2 separate regions of the Mus musculus genome follow, and region 1 is linked to region 2. The links are chromatin loops, found by intact Hi-C in ENCODE. Cell type or tissue: left cerebral cortex. All regions are shown on one strand. Each heading gives the region's core, and the rest is flanking DNA. Links, peaks and the distances in the headings are about the cores only. Region 1 overlaps Gm38712 (a long non-coding RNA gene). Region 2 overlaps Gm27008 (a long non-coding RNA gene).

Evidence for each region. Peaks named below come from ENCODE experiments on the same cell type or tissue, not always from the same donor. Only the 100,000 strongest peaks of a DNase experiment are listed, where the experiment ranks them.
Region 1: a loop joins it to region 2, with 9 times the contacts of the local background. A loop is called at or near these places in 20 of 42 quality-filtered maps.

What each region holds. Positions count from the first base shown.
Region 1 is chr3:107,075,511-107,086,537 of GRCm38, forward strand. The region is part of intron 2 of Gm38712 (a long non-coding RNA gene); the gene reads right to left. Among named protein-coding and RNA genes, the nearest start is that of Gm38712, 12 kb to the right of the region's middle. In left cerebral cortex, for the core only: a CTCF peak has its summit at 6,008 (motif pointing left); a DNase peak (open chromatin) is centred at 6,008.
Region 2 is chr3:106,930,471-106,941,497 of GRCm38, forward strand. Gm27008 (a long non-coding RNA gene) reads right to left here. Exons shown (of 6, transcript XR_867553.3): 3 at 10,267-10,627; 4 at 8,492-8,538. Among named protein-coding and RNA genes, the nearest start is that of Gm27008, 46 kb to the right of the region's middle. In left cerebral cortex, for the core only: no CTCF peak of the experiment used is centred there; a DNase peak (open chromatin) is centred at 5,754; H3K27ac peaks cover 569 bases.

The DNA.
Region 1 (11,027 bases), core at 1,544-9,543, 150 kb after region 2:
ACTCCTGGCTTCTATAAGAAAGCAAGCTGAGCAAGCTAGGTGAAGCAAGCCAGTAAGCAACATCCCTCCATGGCCTCTGCATCAGCTCCTGCTTCCTGACCTGCTTGAGTTCCAATCCTGTCTTCCTTTGGTGATCAACAGCAATGTGGAAAGTGTAAGCTGAATAAACCCTTTCCTCCCCAACTTGCTTCTTGGTCATGATGTTTGTGTGGGAATAGAAACCCTGACTAAGACACTGATGAATCACAATTTTTCCCTCTGAGATTTCCATCTACTGGTTTCAGTTCTACCACTTACGGCTACAAGGATCACACAACACCATCTTCCTGTTCTTATCCTGTAGACTTTGCTACTCTGGCCCCTTTATTGCATGCATGCATGCTCCAACACATTCCAGCCTGATCACAGGATTACCAAGGTCCACTGCTTGGGCCTTACCTTTCACACTTGGTCTGTGCAGATTAAGAGGGACTCCCAGGCTATGAGGACTCATCCAACAGCAGAACCAATGTCACTGAGCTTCCTTAGCAGCAAGGATTTACCTCAGTTTAGGTGAAGGCATTTAGAGTCCCCTAGCCCACCCAGACAGAGGTGTCTCACTCTCATCAGTGTCACTTAATGAGGAATAATATGGCAGCTACCATACCTTCCCACCATGGTCTTGAAAAGCTTTCCTATTCACTAGAATCCCTGCAGGGACTGCCCCGAGGTCATTCTTTAACATCTGTGACTTGCAGACCTCACCTGGCTAAATACTGCCTCAGAGAAGATAACCCGTGGTCAAAGAATCCAAAGTTCTGAGTTATGAAGCAAGTTCCATTCTCTTTCTGGTGCCTCTTTTCTAATATTTAGAGGATATCTTCCATGGGTCCAGTGTAAAGATCCATTTCCTGAGTGTAAAATTTTCAGTGTTCACAAAATAGTATGTGCAGACAATAAACGTGGCTGTAGCTGCCTGTGAGGACCAAAAACAAAGTGAAAACACCATGTGAGGACCATGAGTGTGGTGATAGTCACCAATGGGCCAGCTCCAGAGGGTCTGAGGAGTAACTCTGAGGACTCAGCCCAAAAGCTTTACCCTCCACAGTTATGAGCTCTACTCTTTGCTGAAAGGTTCTAGCTCTTTCTTTCAGCTTCCTTTGTGAAATGGGGAAACTGAAAATATGCCATGCATCTATAGAAACTGAGAAAGCCTAAGTGGCCTATCTTCTCTTTGCAGTTACTTCTGGGCCCTTCTCCGTAGCTACTGCGGCTGAGGCTGCACCCAGTAGCTGGGTTTTCCCCCTGAGTGGTGAATCACAGATGTAGTTTCTCTAGCACAGGTTCTCAGAACGGTCCCAGCTGGGAGGCCTGCTGGTGGCCAAGTGATCCATCCCAGCTGCCATGCCTGAGACAGGGCTCCCAGATGGTGCTAGGTGACAAAAAACAGGTCCTGGCCTGGCTACAGGACTTGCCTGTCCACTCAAACTCAGGATGTGATTCATCACCAAAGGTCCTGGGAAAAGCTGAGCCCATCAAAACCATTTTAGTCCAGCCAAATTTGGTAGAGAGCATTGCCACTACCACCAAAGAACACCCACCAATCACGGCATACAGTACAGAGGTATCCAGAGATGCTGTGTACCCACCAAGTATTTAGGCATCAAAACTGACAGAGCAATTCAGAAGATAAGCTACCCACTAGAGACACCCTACATTCAACATACAAAGATAAGTAAAACCTGATAGACAAGCCAAACTTGCAGGGTCAGGGTAGGCCAGAACACAGACACAAACACTGTGCTAGAAAGCATATTCCTCATCTCATACAAAAGCATAACATCTGTGCACACCCAAGGATAGAGCCTCATATCAGCACCATAGCAGATTCAGGCAACATCTGCAATGTTCCCCTTAACTCCGCACATAGCACTCTTCTAGCAAATTATGGAGGCATAATTTGCAATGGTTAAAATCCAACACTCTGCTTCGACCCCAGTGGAAGATGAGGCTCGTAGAACATGGTAGGGATTCCCCAAGAGCATATGGTGAACATGTTGGGGTTTTTAAAATCAACATAATAAAAAAATAATTTTATAAAGTGCAGTGGTTTGAATATGCTTGACCCATAGGAAGTGGCACTATTAGGAGGTGTGGCTTGTTGGAATAGGTGTGGCCTTGTTTGGGGAAGTGTGTCACTGTGTATGCTGGCTTTGATGGCTCCTAGTGTTCAAGCTCTGCCCAGTGCAGAAGAGAGTCTCCTCCTGGCTGTCATTGGATCAAGATGTAGAACTCCTGACTCTTCCAGTATCATGTCTGTCTGCACACTGTCATGCTACCCACTATGGTCATTATGGGCTAAACCTCTCTGAAATTTTAAGCCAGTCACAATTAAGTTTGCCTTTATATGAGTTTCCTTTATAGCAATGAAACCGTAACTAAAAGAAAAGTTAGCTTTTATGAGCTATAACATCTATGCATGTTATATTGGGCTGTTGTTAAGAGTTGGAAGAGAAAGACTGCGCATATTAGATTCATTCCATTTTGGCACAGTCACTTCCTTAGTCAAACCACTCTAACTCAGTTGGCCAAAGGCCGACCTAGATCAAGCAGCTTCCCAAATCATCTCCTGCTCAATCTTTAGCATCCAGAATATAGCAAAGCCTCCTCTCAGAGCTGCTCACTCATTCCTCAATCTCAGCATAGCAAAACATCAGGGTGGTTAGAGAATGGAAACTCCAGGCTGGAAAGCCTTCTATGATCCACAGTTCTGTCAGGCTGAGTCTAAGCCACTTGACACGTGGGGCTCAGCATTTCCTCTGCAGCTCTGACAACTGTGCTCATCAGCAGGAAGGGCTGGAATGCCATCAGAAGGGACTTTGGGTGGTTGACACTGAGACACAGAAAAGGAGGATGGACTGGAGTAGGAGGGCAGAGGCCTTTAGGAACACTCCAGGGCCTCATGCCTGCAATTAACCAAGTCAAGATGAGGACGTGTTACTCCCTGACAATTATACAACCAGTAACCCACCTTCACCCCTGCCTGTAAGCTTTCCTGCTTCTCATGCCCCACATACTTGATAGCTGGTACCTTGCTGATGCCCTCCCCACATAGAACACTCTCAGTTCCCAGACTACCAGCCTCTGCCTGTTTCCGTTCCTGTAAATAGATAGTTTAGAGCCTTTGGCCATTGCTTGAGATGTTTTCTTGCTAAATGTCTAACTCATATAACCCTTTACTACGGTTACTCCAGCCAAGCACCACCTGAAGGACCACATCTCTCCTTCTGAGGTTTATCCTCTTGCCCATCCTTTCTTTGCCTTTGACATCTTGTTCTCTTCCTGGCCCTGATATGTTCTCATGTCTTTCTCTTCCCTTTTATTAGCTCCTAGGCCTCAATTAATTTCCTGCCACAGAGGCATTGTCTGCACTGACCTCCAGATCTCCTTGCAGATCCAGCCTAGGCCTGTCCTGAGCTGTAGACAGGAATATCAGAATCCCTCTGAATTTTCCAATCATCTAGCCCACCAACTCCTAGGCTCCATCAGTCTGCTTGGATTATAGAGCCTATAGACTGTATAGCTAATACCCTGGTCTCTGCCTGGACCACTGCAATAAGTTCCCCACCTCTGGTGTTAACCTTTTGCCCATCCAAATGTTACAATCTAGGAGTGTTAATCAGGTTTATTTTCTCTGCCAGTTAAAGAATTAAAGTGCATGGAAAAATCTTGAGTGCAACAACTAGCAGCAGGAAAAATCTCAAACACAGCAGATATTATTAACCAGGAAGAAAGACTTCCTAGGGATGGGGAAACACACTCAGCAAGGCACAGAGAGGAAACCCCTTTGCAAAGCAGAAAGGGAGCTCTGGAGCCTGAAATCTGACCCCTCATAGTGACCTGGGGGGTTCAGGATCTTTGAAGAGTCTTCCCCTAATCTATGATTGGTCAGTTTGAACGAAGAGAAGCTGATGAGTGAGCCAACAACTTCAGGTGAATGTTTCCTGGACCCAGTCTTGAAGTTGTCAGACTAGTAAGCCTTCAGGCGTGCCTTTCTGTCAGGAGGATAAGGAGAATAGCAGGCCTCTGTCCCATGCCCAACGAGTAAGGAAGAAGCCAGAAGTTTCCTATCTTTGTTATCTATCTTTGGTCTGCTCTCCCTGTCTGTCTGCCTATCAGGAAATTGTATAACTCCTAGTCCCTAACAACCATAGTCACATGCCCCCAACTGCTGAGGTATCTTTCTTAAGAAAAATCAATCATGATTCTCACCCGTTTAAACTCTTTAAAATGTCCCTACCACCAAAGGAAAGTCCAAACAACCTTAGGAAAACCTTCCTTGCTGATCCGGAAGAGCTAGCTCCCCATACTCTCTCTTCATCCTTCCTCAATTTTTCTCCAACTGTAATAAATTCCCTCACTGATGTCCCTCCATGTTTTCATAGTGATGGTTTTTCTTCCCAACTGTGCATGGCTCACTATCTCCTCCTAGTCCTTCAGTACTCCTAGGCCCACTGCAAAAACCTGTGGACACAGTCCCTCTTCTGCATGTCTTTACTACAGTCTACACTTCTGAGCCATATTGACTATATACTGGCCTGTCTCATCCATTAAGTCCTGAAGACTGGCACTTGGTCTTATCTGTGTTTGAGACTCAGTATCCACAGGCCAGTAGTGCTCAATACACATGTGAATAAATGGAGGAAGGAAGAAAGGAAGGAAGGAAGGAAGGAAGGAAGGAAGGAAGGAAGGAAGGAAGGAAGGAGAGGGGAGGAGAGGAAGGAGAGGGGAGGAGAGGGGAGGAGAGGGGAGGAGAGGGGAGGAGAGGGGAGGAGAGGGGAGGAGAGGGGAGGAGAGGGGAGGAGAGGGGAGGAGAGGGGAGGAGAGGGGAGGAGAGGGGAGGAGAGGAGAGGAGAGGAGAGGAGAGGAGAGGAGAGGAGAGGAGAGGAGAGGAGAGGAGAGGAGAGGAGAGGAGAGGAGAGGAGAGGAGAGGAGAGGAGGTAAAGAGGGAGGAAGAAGAGGAGGGAGGAAGAAGAGGAGGGAGGGTGGGAGGGAGGGAGGGAGGGAGGGAGGGAGGGAGGGAGGGAGGGAGGGAGGGAGGAACTGTGTTTTCCCAGTAAGTCTCAAAAGTTGCTGCATTCCCAAAAAATAAAAAAATAAAGAATTCTCTTGGGTGTTTGGCTTTGTTGGTGCCCTTCTTCATTTCCTGTTCCCCAGGGAGCCTCAGAGGCAGGGAATGTCACATTGTCCCCATTTACACACTTGCTTCTTTCTCCCTTAAGCCCATCAGTAAGAATATAATAAGTGTAGGGTACAGCCATGGAGTTAAAAAGGACAAAAAAATACATATTCTATTTCTCCCCTCCCATGCTTGTGTGACTGGAAACCCCTGAAGATAAAGTATTATGCAGATGCCCTGAACTGAAACTTAGCTGTAAGCACTTATCAAGAAATCTAGCTTTGGGGGCGGAGGGGGAGTTAGACCTCATCCGGAGTCAAACTGTAAACCTTTCTGCTAGGGTTTTTCTTTGTGGTGGTGAGGAAAAGGGGAGAGTGAGTGTGAGCATGGATGTGTATGTGTAAACTTGACATGAGCCAAGTCAGGAGCGAAAGCAAATCCCTCCATTGTTGAGATGAATAAGAATAAGGAAGGATTCAAGTTTAGGTAGGGAGGGCAGCTTCAAGGTTAGACAAGGAATTCTGAGCTGCCACCAAAGCAATGTGGGGCGTCTTTTAAGTGAATAGTCGAGTAAGGAAGAGTAAGGAAGAGCACCCCAGATGCTCTGACAAAGATGCTGAATGAGGGCCCTTTAGTGCTGGAGTGACCCCAGGGTAGGGGTTAACTAGTGGTTGGAAATAGAAATGAAGGTGCCTATCTCAAAGCATTATGTTATCTTCAAACAGAAAAACAAGGCTTGAGTCCATGTGCTAAGAGCCTTTCTTCCCCTTTTGTTTTTTTTTCAGAAACCCTGAAAAAAAAAACCTTGGCTGGTTTTTTGGCCAGTCGGTCAGTGGTGTTTTTGTTGCCATCTGGTGGTTGATTGGAATATGAGCCTTAATGGTTCAGTCTGGCTACCTGGTGCGTGGTCAGATAGTGGTGTGAGTGGATGTTGGAGCTCCTATGATTTGGGAGAAGGGTTTCAAGGAAGTTGATGGCATCTCCAACCCTACTCTTTTCTAAAAGTTACAACATATTGCACATTCGTCTGCCCTCTTTCCCCCCAGCACATAGCAGAAAAATAGAGCAGAACAGATATTTGTGTGTGTTGTTTTCCTCCATCATAGCGCTGGGTTTTACCGTGTTACCTGTCTGTCATGCGCTAGATGCTTACATGTTTCACTGAGTCTTGTCCTCATTGCGATCTTGAAATAAAGATGATGTTTTTAACAGAAGAAACTAAGAACCATTAGAAATCATCAAGTCACTTTTTAAATATTTATCAACTATCTATAATATGTTGGGCTGCATTCCCAAGGAGAGTTTGCTCTACCAGAAACAAAACTTGGATGAAGAAAGAGAGATTCAGGTGATAGTGTGAAAATTGGTCTTATTGTAATAAGTGTCTTAGCAGGAAAAAGTGAAGTATACAGTACTTAAAGAAGTTAACTAACTGTCCCATCTGTAGGAGTATAAAAGCAACATGACTCATTGACCCCTAAACTATGTGAATAGAAATATATACTACTTTTTTTCCTTCAACTTTGACTTTTTCTACTTTTAATCCTATTTTTGTGGTATCTGGTTTTTTTCTTTCTTCCTAAGTCCTTTATGATTATTGTATCTTTCTGTGATTATCATCATCCACTGAGCTAATGCATGAACTAATGAGTGACCTCATGGTATATATAGTAGTTTCCTCTTGGCAGGATCTATAGACATTAAAGGGAAAGTTGTAAGACTTTGGATGTAAAGGAAAAGTAAAACAACAGGATATTTTTGGTACTGGATGTTTTACAAGGAGATGAAATAATGGAATGTTCTGAGGTTGGGGGGGGGCGGCACATTCCATCCTACAGAGAAGCCTGTTAAAACAGGAAGTAAATAGCTCAAAATAGCTTTAGGAAGTCCCTGAAACTGAGCAGATTCACTAGACTCTTCTCTCCCCAAGAGTGTAAAAGCAGTAAAGACCACTGTGAGCTATTCTGAAACAAGCCTGGAAAAAGTAAGGGCCAACCAAGCTGCTTGAAAGATTCAGAGACCAGCTAACCTGCCTAGAAGAAACAAAAGACCAGCTGCCTGGAAGTGTCACCTGGAAAGGACACTCTCCAAGCTCGTACACTGTCTGCAGGCTGTATAGTGTGCTCTAGATTCCCAGCTTTTGTGAGCTGTCTCCTATGCTGGGGTGGGCTTTGATGATGCAACTGTCTTTGCATTATTTCTGCACAGGAAGGTAACCCTACACTCCCGTAACTGACCCTGATAAAACGTATTGGCCCAGCAAGTTAGACTTTGGTGGTATCTATACTTTGGTCTGTCATGGGCTCCCTATCTGGGGTGAATAGATTGTGTGTGTTGCTTCTCCCAGGAAAATCTGTCACACAAATGCATAGACATTTAAATCACAATCATGTCATTCATCTACTGTGGATCAGACATTCACTGTCCTTGTGGTCCAAACCTTTGTGGTGGCAACAAATAACTGCAATACTAATTAAACCCACAGAAGAGAGAGAAAGGTGTTATGCTGAAGAACAGATGCTCAGGAGCATCAACAGACACTGAAGCACCTGAACACATCCCAGCCCTCACACCAGATGCTTCATTTTTACAGATACTTCATAGTTAAATCTCCACTTGCATCATGGTGGAGGCTTAGGTGTCTCTGATAATCTTTTGATTTAAGGAGCCTTATGCTACTTCAATAATAAAAATGTATTTCCCAAAACAATAGTTTCCAAAATTGAGTGTTCGTTGGGGAATCTTGTGTCCAGAAGACCTTGAGACCATTAGAAGCCTCTAGAAATCTCTGGTTGAGGATCACTTATGATCTTGAGGTCACCAGGGATTGCTTGGGATTATGGGGAACTTTGAAACATCACCAATGTCAGGCTCTCCCGCCTAGCTATTTTGGCTTAATTGATATAAAAGTTGTCCTGGGCACCAAGAATTTTTAAATTCCCTTAAGAAAATAAATTGCAGACATATCTGGAAGCTATCTTTGAAGGTCCTCACAGGCATACAGGGAGATGGACCAACTCTAATTCAAGTTTTAAAAGCATACATCAAGTCCTATTGTAAAGGGCTCTCTCTGACTTCAAAGGGGTCCCTCGTGTCCCCCAGGAAAATCAACTCTGTTGAGGTTTGAAGCAGTCCATGGCATGATGGACTTTTATGTCAGATTGTTCAGTAAACAACCACTTAGCACTGACTTTGCTCCTACTTTAAACACCTCTTGAGGGTGTGCCTGGAAGGAAGAGATCTACCATATGCAGGTGAATCCTTGTGGCTAGGATGTAGAATGAAGCATCCTCATGGATAGAATGGAGAAGACCGGGGCATGGTGAAAATTCCACAACAGGACATCCAATAAAACCTCTTCTAAGTCATTGCCTTTTGTCCAGTTCTCTACAGAAAGAGCTTGGCCAACAAATGTTTAAGGACCATATGTTCTGTCAGGCTCCCATCAAGCAGCAGTGAGATGAAGAATTTGGGTTTCTGCTCTCACAAAGTTCATAGTCTGGGGAAAGAAGAGGCAGCCTCTCTCATTTCTCCCATAGAAAACATGTCCTGAATAGAAACTAGTGAACATGAATGTGGAGTAGAAACTTCAAAAGTGTGTGGAATCTCTGAGGTGAACATAGAAGAGGATGGAGAACATTTCCTTCTCCACCCTCTTGACTGTAGACTCCTTCCTGTTGGTCCTTCTTTTTTAAAAGTTCAAATTGGAAGTTAACCCCAAATCCAAAGACGGCCAAAGTAGATCAGCATGGAGGACCGGCTTATGGCTCTTTCATGACTCATGAATAGTACCTTGTTCCTACCAAACTGCCTAAGATACTTGGGAACTATCGGGGTCTTTTAACCTTGTCTCAATCATCTATTCCATAGATGGGTGGATAGGTAGATAGATAGATAGATAGATAGATAGATAGATAGATAGATAGATAGATAGATAGATAGATAGATAGATAGAGATAGACTCAGTATTGCCTCCGAGTGTTTCCTCTAAATATGAATGTTTTCCTAATCACATTACATGACTTTCAATACTCTTTGCCCACATCTCCCTCTTGTCATTTCACTTCCTGTCCACGTCATATGAGCTTCTGCCCCTCTCACTTCCTCAATACAAGCCTGTCATGCTTGGGTTTTATAACTAAATTGGCCTTCAGACATCTCTTGTTTTATTTTAGATTTCTTCTCTGGGTGGATTTTGTTGTTGTTGGTTTGGTTTGGTTGGTTGGATTTTGTTGTCATTTTGTTTGTTTGCTTTTATGTTCCTTTCATACCCGTTTGCTCCAGGACTTAGTTAAACAACATATATTTGTTGAGCATATTGAGAACCAAATTCAATAAAGGGTAAAGAGAGCCCCAGGAGCTGCTCCTTTCTCAGGAAAACTTGTGATCTAGTTGTGAAAATAAAGACAATTGAGATAGATGAGGATGATAAGACCTCATTTGACATGGTGTTAGTGACCCAAGAGCCTTAGGTAGTTGGGCCTTTGCATTTCAAAGGAGGAATGCTTCAGTACAGGCAGTAGGTAGGATTGAGAGACACCAGAACTTTCTGCCCAGATAATCATTGAGCACTTTTCACTTCCTGTGCCTCCTAGATTATGAGCAGCCTTATGTGGGAGGCATTTTTATTGTTACCACACTATTGATGATTAGGTTAAGGGTTCTTAGATGATGAGACTCCTCAGGGCCACAGAGCCAGGAAGGAGCTGAGGTGAAATTCTAGGTCATACATCTGTGACTCTAAATATCAAGATCCCATGCTGCACCATCGGAGTCACCTCTTCTAGCCTCAGCTCCTTGTGTGTGTGACTTTTCTTTCATATAGTGGGTGGGACCATTAGATTCAATGCAAGATGCATTTTATGAAGTAGTAGCACACAGGTAGACTGTAATATTACTATCATCATTATCACCACACTCCTTACTATAAACCTCACAAGAGAAGCAGAAAGAGGGTCTTGAAATTATTGAGTAAGTAGCAAAAAGTGAATGTTCCACTCAGAGAGATAGAAAGGTCAAAGACCAGCATGGTCTTTGGTCGTCAGAAAAGGCCTGGCCCATGTGATGCCTAAACTCCCAACTAACTACCTTTGGGAGTTTGTACTTGATCCCATAAACAATGGGAAGGACATTTCTCTGGGTGGGAGCAGGCATGCACATGCATGTGTATGCATATGTGCTTCTGAACAGATGTTTATGATGGACTGTTTAATTTTGTTTTGAATAGTAATATTTTACACAGATTAAAATAAAAATAACAGTCTTAGAATGTGTTGAGATTTTTCATCACATCCTGCTCTCTCAACTCCAACTCCATAGTCCCTGTAGGAAACCACTGAGATTTAGTCTTATGTATTATTCTAGTATATTTCTTTATGCAGATATAATCAAATATATTTTTTCATTCTTCTGATTTTTATGCCACAAAAGTAACATACTAAATATATTGTCTTTGTGTTCCTTTTATTTGCTTTATCATATATCTAGAACACTTTCCTATATAAAACAGAAATACTCTTAATTTTTAAATATTATTTTTATATTATTATGTGCCTCTTTATTATACATGTGTGCACATGTCGTGGCACAGACATGGAGGTCAGAGGACAACTTTTTGAGAGTTGGTTTTTGTTAACCACCTGATTGAGGCAAGAGACTCTTCTTGTTGAGGCTGCTGTGCTGAATAGCTGAGGCTGGTTGACCTTTGAGCATCCAGACCAGAGCATCTTTGAGTCTCCTGCCACTGCCTTCTATCTTGTCGGAGGGAAGGCTGAGATTACAGAGGCCCAGCACTATACCTGGCTCCTTTATGCCGGGTCTATGACTTGAACTCAGGTCATCTGGCTTGCACGGCTAATACCTTCACCCA
Region 2 (11,027 bases), core at 1,050-9,049:
GACAACAAAAGGAGATCAAAGGATACAAATTAGTGAGAAAGAAGTCAAAATATCACTATTTTCAGATGATAAGATAATATATTTAAGTGACCCCAAAAATTCCACCAGAGAACTCCTAAACCCGATGAACAGCTTCAGTGCAGTAGCTGGATATAAAATTAACTCAAACAAATCAGTGGCTTTTCTCTACACAAACGATAAATAGGCTGAGAAAGAAATTAGGGAAACAACACCTTTCAAAATAGTCATAAATAATATAAAATACCTTGGTGTGACTCTAAGTAAGTGAAAGATCTATATGATAAGAACTTCAAGTCTCTGAAGAAAGAAGTCAAAGAAGATCTCAGAATATGGAAAGATCTCCCATACTCATGGATTGGCAGGATTAATATAGTAAAAATGGCCATCTTGCTGAAAGCAATCTACAGATTCAATACAATCCCCATCAAAATTCCAACTCAATTCTTCACTGAGTTAGAAAGGGCAATTTGCAAATTCATCTGGAATAACAAAAAAAATCTAGGATAGCAAAAAGTATTCTCAACAATAAAAGAAACTCTGATGGAATCACAATCCCTGACCTCATGCTGTACTACAGAGAAATTGTCATAAAAACTGCATGGTACTGGTACAGCAACAGACAGATAGATTAGTGGAATAGAATTGAAGACTGAGAAATGATCCCATACACCTATGGTCATTTGACCTTTGACAAAGGAGCTAAAATGGTCCAGTGGAAAAACAACAGCATTTTCAATAAATGGTCCTGGCTCAACTGGCAATTAGCATATAGAAGAATGCGAATTGATCCATTCTTATATTTTTCTACAAAGCTCAAGTCTAAGTGGTTAAAGGAATTCCAAATAAAATCAGAGACACTGAAACTTATAGAGGAGAAAGTGGGGAAGAGCCTCAAAGATATGGGAACAGGGGAAAAATTCCTGAACAGAACACTAATGGCTTGTGCTGTAAGACCAAGAATCAACAAATGGGACCTCATAAGATTGCAAAGCTTCTGTAAAGCAAAGTATACTGCCAATAAGAGCAAAAGACAAACAACAGATTGGGAAATGATCTTTACCAATCCTACAACTGATAGAGGGCTAATATCCAATATAAGCAAAGAACTCAAGAAGTTAGACTACAGAAAACCAAATAACCCTATTTTTTAAAAAAATGGGGTACAGAACTAAATGAAGAATTTTCAACTGAGGAATACAGAATGGCTGAGAAGCACCTAAAGAAATGTTCAACATCCTTAGTCATCAGGAAAATGCAAATCAAAACAACCCTGAGATTCCACCTCACACCAGTCAGAATGGCTAAGATCAAAAACCAAGGTGACAGCAGTTGCTGGCAAGGATGTGGAGAAAGAGCAACAGTCCTCCATTGCTTATGGGATTGCAAGCTGGTACAACTACTCTGGAAGTCAGTTTGGTGGTTCCTCAGAAAATTGGACATAGTACTACCTGAGGACCTAGCCATACCAGTCCTGGGCATATACCCAGAAGATGTTCTAACATGTAATAAAAACACATGCTCCACTATGTTCATAGCAGCCTTATTCATAATATCCAGAAACTGGAAAGAATCCAGATGTCCTTCAACCGAGGAATGGATACAGAAAATATGGTGTGTTTGCACAGTAGAGTACTATTCAGCTATTAAAATTGATGAATTCATGAAATTCTCAGGCAAATGGACAGAACTAGAAAATATCATCCTGAGTCTGGTAACCCAATTGCAAACCCCCCCCCAAAAAAAAAACAAAACAAAACAAAAAACACATGTTATGTACTCACTGATAAGTGGATATTAATCCAAAAGTTTGTAATACCCAAGATACAATTCACAGACCACATGAAGCTCAAGAAGAAGGAAGACCAAAGTGTGGGTGCTTCGATCCTTCTTAAAAGGAGAACAAAATACTCACAGGAGCAAATATGGATATAAAGTGTGGAGCAGATACTGAAAGAAAAGCCATCCAGAGACTGTCCCACCTGGGGGATTCATCCCATATACTGTTACCAAACCCAGACACTATTGTGGATGCCAAGAATTGCATGCTGAAAGGAGCCTGATATGGCTGTCTCCTGAAAGTCCATATCAGGCTTGCAGACAACCATTGGACTGACCTTGGGGTCCCCAATAGAGGGGTTAGAGAAAGGACTGAAGGAGCTGAAGGGAATTGAAACCTCACAGGATGAAAAACATATCAACCAACCAGACCACCACCACCAACCCCTGCACCCCAGAACTCCCAGGGACTAAGCAATCAATAAAGGAGTACACATGGCTCTAGCTGCACACATTGTAGAGGATGCTTGGTCATATATCAATGGGAGGAGAGGTCCTTGGTCCTATGAAGGCTCGATAGATGCCCCAGTGTAGGGAAATTGAGGGAGAGGAGGTGGGAGTGTGTGGATGAACACCCTCATAGAAGCAGGGGGATGGAGAATGGGATAGAGAGTTTCTGGGGGTTGGGGGGACCCAGAAAGGGGATAACATTTGAATGTAAATAAAATATCCAATAAGAAAGAAAGAAAGAAAGAAAGAAAGAAAGAAAGAAAGAAAGAAAGAAAGAAAGAAAGAAAGAAAGAAAGAAAGAAAGAAAGAAAGAAAGGAGGAAGGAAGGAAGGAAGGAAGGAAGGAAGGAAGGAAGGAAGGAAGGAAGGAAGGAACAAAGAAATACAATAAAGATAGATATCACCTCAGAGTAAAGGGCTGGAAAAAGTTTTCCAAGCTAACGGCCCCAAGAAGCAATCTGGAATAGCCATGATAATATCTAATAAAATAGACTTTTAATCAAAAGAAACAGGGAAGGACATTTCATACTCATCAAAGGAAAAATCTACCAAGATGATATCTCAATTCTGAACACTTATGCTTCAAACACAAGGGCACCCATTTTTGTAAAAGAAACATTGCTAAAGTTTAAATCGCACATCTGTTTGGTCAGGCATGACCACAGAAGGGATGGTGTGACACAGTTCCCACCCGTGGAGTAGAGTCAACAGGGTATAAGTCTCCTCAAATGTTGGTGGTTTCTGTATCCATAAGGCTTGTTTATATAATAATGTATATATTTTACTTCATGTTCTTCCTTTGAGGAATGCTTTCCTTGCCAAGGTTATCAGGAAATGTTCTCTATGCAAAGATTAATGACCCCATAATAATCAGACACAGCACAATTCTGGGAGGCAAGAGTATGTCTAATTTTCCTCAGCAAAATGGTAATGATGTGACCTTCAGGACAGCCTTTAAGGCTGTGAAAAAACTCTGAAAACATGAGATTCAAGAATATAAACATGTTTCTCAACTATGTAAAATATAAGGATGCAATATAAATTATGAGTGGTTTCACAGACCTGAAATATAGTATTAATGAGTGAGTAAAGGAAAAGGAATAGTTAAAAAAAATACAAGGCTCATGGTTTAAGTAATAAAGTGGCACTAGGAAGTGAGGGAGTGGTGATCTCAGGGTGGGATCCCACCCAACTAAGCTAATTGTTTTTACAGAGGCAGGCAGATCTCTGAGCTCAAAGTCTGTCTGCATGCAGAGCAAGTTGAAGGAAGCTTTCATTCACCTCCTTGAAATCCAAAAGAGATCTGAATCTTGCATTGCTGGCGGTCATGTTTCATGTGAATTTTTTTCTCCTTCCATGAGAAAGGGCTGAGCCCTGTTTATAAACATTGGGTGTTTTTGCTGAGGGGCACCCCCTCTTGTTGGTCAGATGGAAGGATCCAATAACTTCTCAATGGTATTATGGCTGTCATCATTGCAGCCATCATTGCAGACATTTCTGGGGGAAACAACAGCTGCCATTGCTTTAATCCAGACAGACATGATGGTGGATATTGTCAATACAGTAATTTCTATGTCAGGCTAGGGGCTACAGGTACAGGAGGTACTAAGTCAATATCTTTATTACGCCATTTACATGTTACAACAACAAATTGACTTACTGACAGATGAGTTGGCCAATGTTAGGGAAATATCTCTATTGGTCTGCAATACCCAGTTTCACTCAATCTCCCTAACCCCTTATCAGGTACAAAACAGCAGTGAAGCTTGACAGCAGTTGGTCCAATATCTTGAAGGTACCGGGTCAGACAATTTCCTTAACTATTCTGTGCTGCTAAGGGAGAACATAGCCAACCTCAATGTGGCCAGAGTATTCCTGGATGCCAGGGTTTTAGGGAAAGCATGGGACAATAATAAAAGGCTGTTTGATCCCTCCTGGATATCCACTTATGCTATGATGGGAGGAACTGTTATACTAATAATTACTTTGCTTAAGTGTTTTGTCCAGCATATTTCCAGGCAGAGCTCCATAAATAAGGTGACCCTCCAGGTGCTGATGGCTCTTGAGAATACCAATCATGGCACCCTTAAGGAAGTGATCAAAGTCTGTGTAGCAGAGATCCATGAAACCACCATGTAGGATGTTTCTCATCACCCCTTCCAGTGACATGTCTCTGGAATGATGTCTCTTTGAGGAATGGTAGTCAATGATGGGTAAGATCCTGGAAGACAGGACAGCCTAAGACAGGCACAGTTCAGTATACTTTGAATCTTCTAAGGTGGGGTCAACAATGTTGAGGCAGTGGCATCCTGGCTCCCACTAGGCTGCCAAAATCTAAAAACAAAAGAGCAGAAATGTAGGAGGAACTGCAGGCCTCACTGACAAGATGATGACCTTTTCGGCATAAACATGGCGGCAACTTCCATGGGAAGGCCAAACTGAAGTCTGCCTGAGAGCCCAGAAATTGGTGACACAGACAATGATAGTCAATCAAAAGCTGCCACTTGGAGGAAACACTTGCTTAGGACCAATGGGATGTGGATGGAGTATATAAATGGCACTCCCCAAGAATTAATAAATGAGCTTGCTGCAGCATTCTTACCTCCTCCCAGAGTCTGAGCTGTTGATTCTATGCCACCTCATCCCCAATCCCCACCTCATCCCAAACCCCCAACTCATCCCCAACTCCCATGGGTGAGTATGGTTGGGAAGCGGGTGGTCCAGGGAGTAAAACAACAGATATTGTCTTGTCTTATATTTCTTAAGTGTAGCTATCTCATTCTATGTTTACCTACCAAGGCCCTGACTGCTATGAATAGACTTTGCATTCTAGAGTGCATATCAGACTCTCTGAGTAGAACTTCCAAAGGAGGAAAGTGAACAGTAATTTTGAATGATTTCTGTGACCCCTGTCTGGACATACACAGAAGGTCACAGAGGACAATCTAGGAGAATAGAGGGCTCCTAAATGAAGACTTCTCATGACTAGGGGCCCCTCCCTACTCACTGCAGCATCCACCCTAACCCTCTTCGAATCTGGAGGCACAACAAGTACTTTTCTTTTACTGGAGGCTATTGAGCAAACCTCGGGGAATGAAACCTGCCAGGGGCCTATGAGGCACACTTGTTTTCTCTTGCTTCAGGGACAGAGTTTAGATAGTTTGTGTCACCCTTAGAAAATCTCATGGGAATCACAGTTCTCTAATCCCAAATTTGGGAGACAGAGGCAGGAAGATTCTAAGTTTGAAACTGGCCTGGACTTTCTCAGCAAGCCCTTTCCGATAGAAAAAAAAATCTAAAGGGGTTGGGAAAAAAATGAAAAGAGGGAAAACATGTCAGTGAGGATGTGAAGAAATTGGAGCACATTTCCTCTGTTGATGGGGATTTAAAATGGTATAAATGCTATAGAAAACAGAACAGCATATCCTTAAAAAATAAAAATAGAATTACCATATGATCCATCTATTTCTGAGTGTATACCCAGAATAACCAGAATTCAGAGGCTCAAGCTGACACTTGTATTTGCATGCTCATAGCAGAATTATTTATAGTACCCAGAAGGTGGATGGAATCTACATGTCTTCATCTCAGAGTATTCAAAATTCATAAGTGTCAATAGCCAAATGGTAGAAGTGACACAGTATCCTATTGAGGCTGATTGCCCCTTTCTTTATTTCTTTTTTTTTCCCTCTGATTATTTGTTGTCAATGTGATCAATGACACTGAGTCCTTGACCAGCCAATTAGTGACCCCCAAAATCCTTCTCCTGAAGAGTGGGGAGCTGTGGCTACTCCATAGTTCTTCCTTTGATGCATATTTGAGCTGATTCAAAATGCCTTCTTCCTATGTATACATGAGGAGTATAATCACGTTCCCAAAGGAATGTTCATCTTGCCCCCAGGCTTACTGTCTAACTAATTGAAAGAATGCTTCTCACGGACAGTGTCAGCTAATCAAAATCATGAAGAAAGAGCAGAAATTTGCCAAGAAAACTGGAGCAATTCATGGAGGATGAGGAGAAGGAAGAGAAGGAGGAGAAGGAGGTGGAGAAGAATAGAAGGAGGAGGAGAAGGAGGAGGAGAAAAAGAAAAAGAGGAGTAGAAGGAGGGTAGGGGGAGAGGAGGAGGAGGAAGAGGAGGAAGAGGAGGAGGAGGATGAAGAAGAGGAGGAGGAGAAGGGGGAGGAGGAGGAGGAGGAAGAGGAGGAGGAGGAGGAGGAGGAGGAGGAGGAGGAGGAGGAGGAGGAGGAGGAGGAGGAGGAGGAGGAGGAGAAATAAAAATTTGAAAATGCCCAGAAACTCTGAAGAGAGCAAGTTTACTTTTTTTCTGTTACAAAGTCTATTTAGAGATAGCTGTCTTGGAATTCTCACTCTCTGAGTGTAGACCAGTCTGGCTTTGAACTTACAGGGATCCATGTGCCTCTGCCTCAAGTGCTGGAATTAAAGGCATGAGCCACTGTGCCTCAAATCAAGCCTGTCGAGATGTTTGCAGTACAGCATCCCTAACTGCCTCACTGGTTTCTTCCTTTGTAGTTTCCACATCCCTGCCTTGGTACCTGCATTGGAACAAAGAGGGGAAAGAGAACCAATGCCTCAATGTGGCTCTTATTGACATTAATGGATCCTGTTCATTTAGACTCTAAATAAAAGTTAGAGGCTATGATGGTCCAAAGAAGAAAAGATCATACATAGTTAGATACATGCACATATATACCTCTCTCTCTCTCTCTCTCTCTCTCTCTCTCTCTCTCTCTCTCTCTCTCTGTGTGTGTGTGTGTGTGTATGTGTGTGTGTGTGTGTGTGTGTCTGTGTGTGTGTGTCTGTGTGTGTGTGTGTGTGTGTGTGTGTGTATGTGTGTGTGTGTGTGTGTGTGTAAATGGATTTCTAAGTGAAATGTTGAGAGAAGAACAAGTATTACTGTTGACTGTTAATGCCACTCAAGAGGCAGGGAAGGATTTCCCTCTGTGAGCTCCCTTTGTAAACATTGTAAAATCTCAAAGCAAGAAAGTTTCCAGGCCTCTACCTGAAGAACTCCAGCAGCCAGTCTCCTCCCATGACATCCTTAACTGTCATAAAGACTTTTCCAGTCTTTATAACTGTCACAATGATCATTTCCAGACATTCAGAAAAGTCCAAGCAGAAGCTACCAATCCCTGAGCTTCTCCAAGCTCAGGACTTAAAATTCTACTAATTCTCACCCTGGAAATCTCCACCCTAGAAAGCTCCATCCCCAAGATCCTCTATATAAGCACTGCCCTTTGTGCAGTTCCCTGAAGCTGCCTGCTCCCTCCCAGGAGCCACTCCTGGATTTGTCCCTCCAGACCCTGGACCCTACAATAAATCTCTTTTATGAGATGTGCTGCCTGGTATGACTCTCTCATCAGAAGAAGACAGAAAGCAATGAAGATAAAAAGGGAAGAATGGGAAAGGCAGAGCAAGGCTGAGACCCCTGAGCTCCTCAGCTCAGCTGGGGATACTGTCCCCTGGGAGCTACAACACCTCTGCTGAGGAGGCTTCCTCAGAGCTATATGGTTCTTGGGCTCCTGTGTCTCAGGATGCCCTTCCACTTGGATACCTACCCATCTCTGAGCTGTGTGATTCCTAGACTTCCAAGTCCTAGGACACCTTCCCATCTCAGCAGGAAAGTCAACAAATACAAAACAATCATATATCACATTACAACATTTAAATCAATGATAGGTCACATGTCAGTGCCCATATTATACTTAAACTAAAATATGCCTCTAGTGATGACATAATCATAGTGACATCACACTGTAATGTGATGCATTAGTCACCTGTTTATTTAAGGTGTTGCTGGATGTGTAATTTGTGTTACTGTGCCACCAGCCTCATATAATTATATAGTGTATACAATCCTTAACAATTATAATAAGTGACTGCTACTGAGTTGTATTTCTTCTACTGTATTTTTTTAGTCTTAGAGTATACTCCTATTAATAGAAAGAAAAGTGCTCATTCTTCACAGCTTCAGCATCTCTTTCTTGTATGTTTGACATAATCATGTGCTTGGTTCACTCTGGCCTCTAATTGAACAGGATCTACTGTTAATTTTGTCAGTAATGGTGAGTGATTGGCCTAGAAACAGAATTAGAAATGACTAGGGACCACAAAGCACAAAAATCAATGATGGTTATTTCTCTCTCATCAGGCATGTCCCACTTACCTGTGATCTTGAAGAATAATTGCTAGATGTCAGAAGCTGTGAAGTCACTGAAGGCAAGGAAACAAAAACAGTTTCAAGAAGAGCCCATATTGTATGTGGAATAACTTCTGGTGACCTGAGTTGAAGATCAGGCACTGAGCTACATCAGCACTGAGACCATCAATGACAATGGCAGAGTTTGCTTTCAATGTTGAGAGAAAGGGTGGGCCTGACGTCTGCAATCTGGAGGTTTAAGTAATTCTGGACTCATTATTTATTCTGTGAGTTGATGTGAAAACAGCTAAGAATTCTGGGACACTCTAGATAAGTTGCTTGTGAGAGTAGATTGCTTTCCCGAAGAAATCTGTAGCATGCATGAGACTTCTCAATTAAGGAGCAGATGCCTGAAGGGCTAGGTATGCAATGGGCTAACTGTCTAGGTATCTGTGATAGTCACTTACTTACAAAATTATGTAAGGGTATGCTTCTCAGAACCCCACTCCTGTCGCACAACAACTGACTATTGTCTATTGATCTGCTGTCTGACTTGTCATTATTAGTAAATTCCATGAAACCAAATGGTAGTAAAGGTTGAGGCATTCCTTTGGGACTGAAGATACCAGGCAGGAGTCACTAGGGGGTTCCTCCACAGGTCCATGATCTATCAGAGATAGATTTCTGTGGGAGGCTTCCTTCATTGAACTAGAGTAAAAGACAGTCAGACAGTAATAAAATTGGACCACATTCCATCCAGACTGTTTCTCCTTCCTGTCATCTCTGTCTCTTCTTGGGTTGAGACTCAGGATGTGGTTTGTGGTTTCTGGGAAGTCCTCCTGGACTAGGTGAGGAACATCACTTTCAGGCCTCCACTGTCTATCTACTCCAGGGGAAGAGCCTTCTTGTGCAGCTTGAGTCTGGCAGCTGGAAGAAGGCTGATCTGTCTATTGTAGTCTCATGTGGCTACCCTTCTGGGCTAGAGAATTTGCCTGGGATTCTCCAAAAACAGATCCTAAAATCCAAGATCCATCTCTCTGTCAAGAAAGTGTCACCTGACCTTCTTCAAATTTAAAAGAAAAGCTATCTTTCCCAGGACCATGGAAATAACTTATAATTTTGAAAACAAAAGTTATTTTCAATAGCATAACCTTTTCTTTGGACAATACTCATTAATTTCATGAGAATATTTCTAATATATAATATTGAAAATGGCATCTTACTCCATCAAGGATGTCACTGTATTTTATAAAAACAGCAGCAAAAGCGATTCTCATCCTTTTGGTGAGAAAGCAGCCATTAGGAACTGTGGCTCTGAAACCCAAGGCTTGTATAATTCCCCACTTACCAGCAAGTGGCACTATTGTCCACCATGTGCTCTGGAAATTGTGTCATGTATTTTTTTTACTTCTATGGCACTAATTTCTTCTGTTTACGGGATTTGTCATTGTCTTAGTAGTGGTTTGGTTTGGTTTCGTTTCTTCTTTACTTAGCAGAATATTCTCTGCTTTCTCCTTTTTATCTGTCTCTCATAGGTTGCCAAATCTTAATGAGTCTATCTCAAATGTGCATCTCAAATCCTCTCCCCTTTTAATTTTAGATCTCTAATGCATATTAAACACATATGTGTAAGAGACAAACAATGAAAGCATGTTTTGAAAAGTCTATAGAATAAACTCCATTCACAGTAATCTGCCCCACCCCTGGTCTTGTCCCTAAGAGGCAAAGATACTCCATAAGCCTGGAAATTAATAGAAACCTCAATTTGAAGAAGCATGAAGCACAGTTGCTCAGTGACTTACACGAAGGTTGAATCCAAGTTAATCCATCGAAGCTTGAAAACATCTTCAGCCAGAGTACCTTTAAGGCACTTAGGAAGATGAACTTCAGAATATCTGAATTAGCCTGTAGTTGGATGAAATCATCTAACACAGAGTCAGTCACTTTCACAACAAAGTGGTGAATATCTCATGTATATGCACAGGTGAATAATTTTTAGACATGGTGGTATGTTAAAACAGAAGTCAAAATATTCAAAAATACTGGTGTCATGTACTATGGTACATGGCTGAGTACCCATCCATCACCTATGATGGAGAATGATAGGGAGCTTCAACTCGTGGCTGCTGCCCAGCATCTCAAGAAATTGTCCTATCAGTGGACCTAGAAAAGATCAAAGTACAGTTTTTATTTAAATAAGTATCACTGTTACATGATGGAACCATTGCAAGTCAGAGATAGTGGCCTGGAATTAGAATTGTACCCTTCTAGAGCTGCACACTGCACAATACTCAAGTGTTATTCATATATATACATACATATGTATATATATATATATATATATGCACACACACACACACATATATATATACATATATATATGGTTTGAAAAAGGCTATCAGGAATGGGGAGCTAGCTGAGCAGGCAAAGCAGTTGCATTGTAAGCATGAAGACCAAAGTTCAGATCCCCAGAAATGACATAAGAAGTTTCTTGGACATGCTGGCCCCCATGCAATTCTAGCAGAGATGGGATCCTGGAACTATACAAGTAGCCCAATCAGGG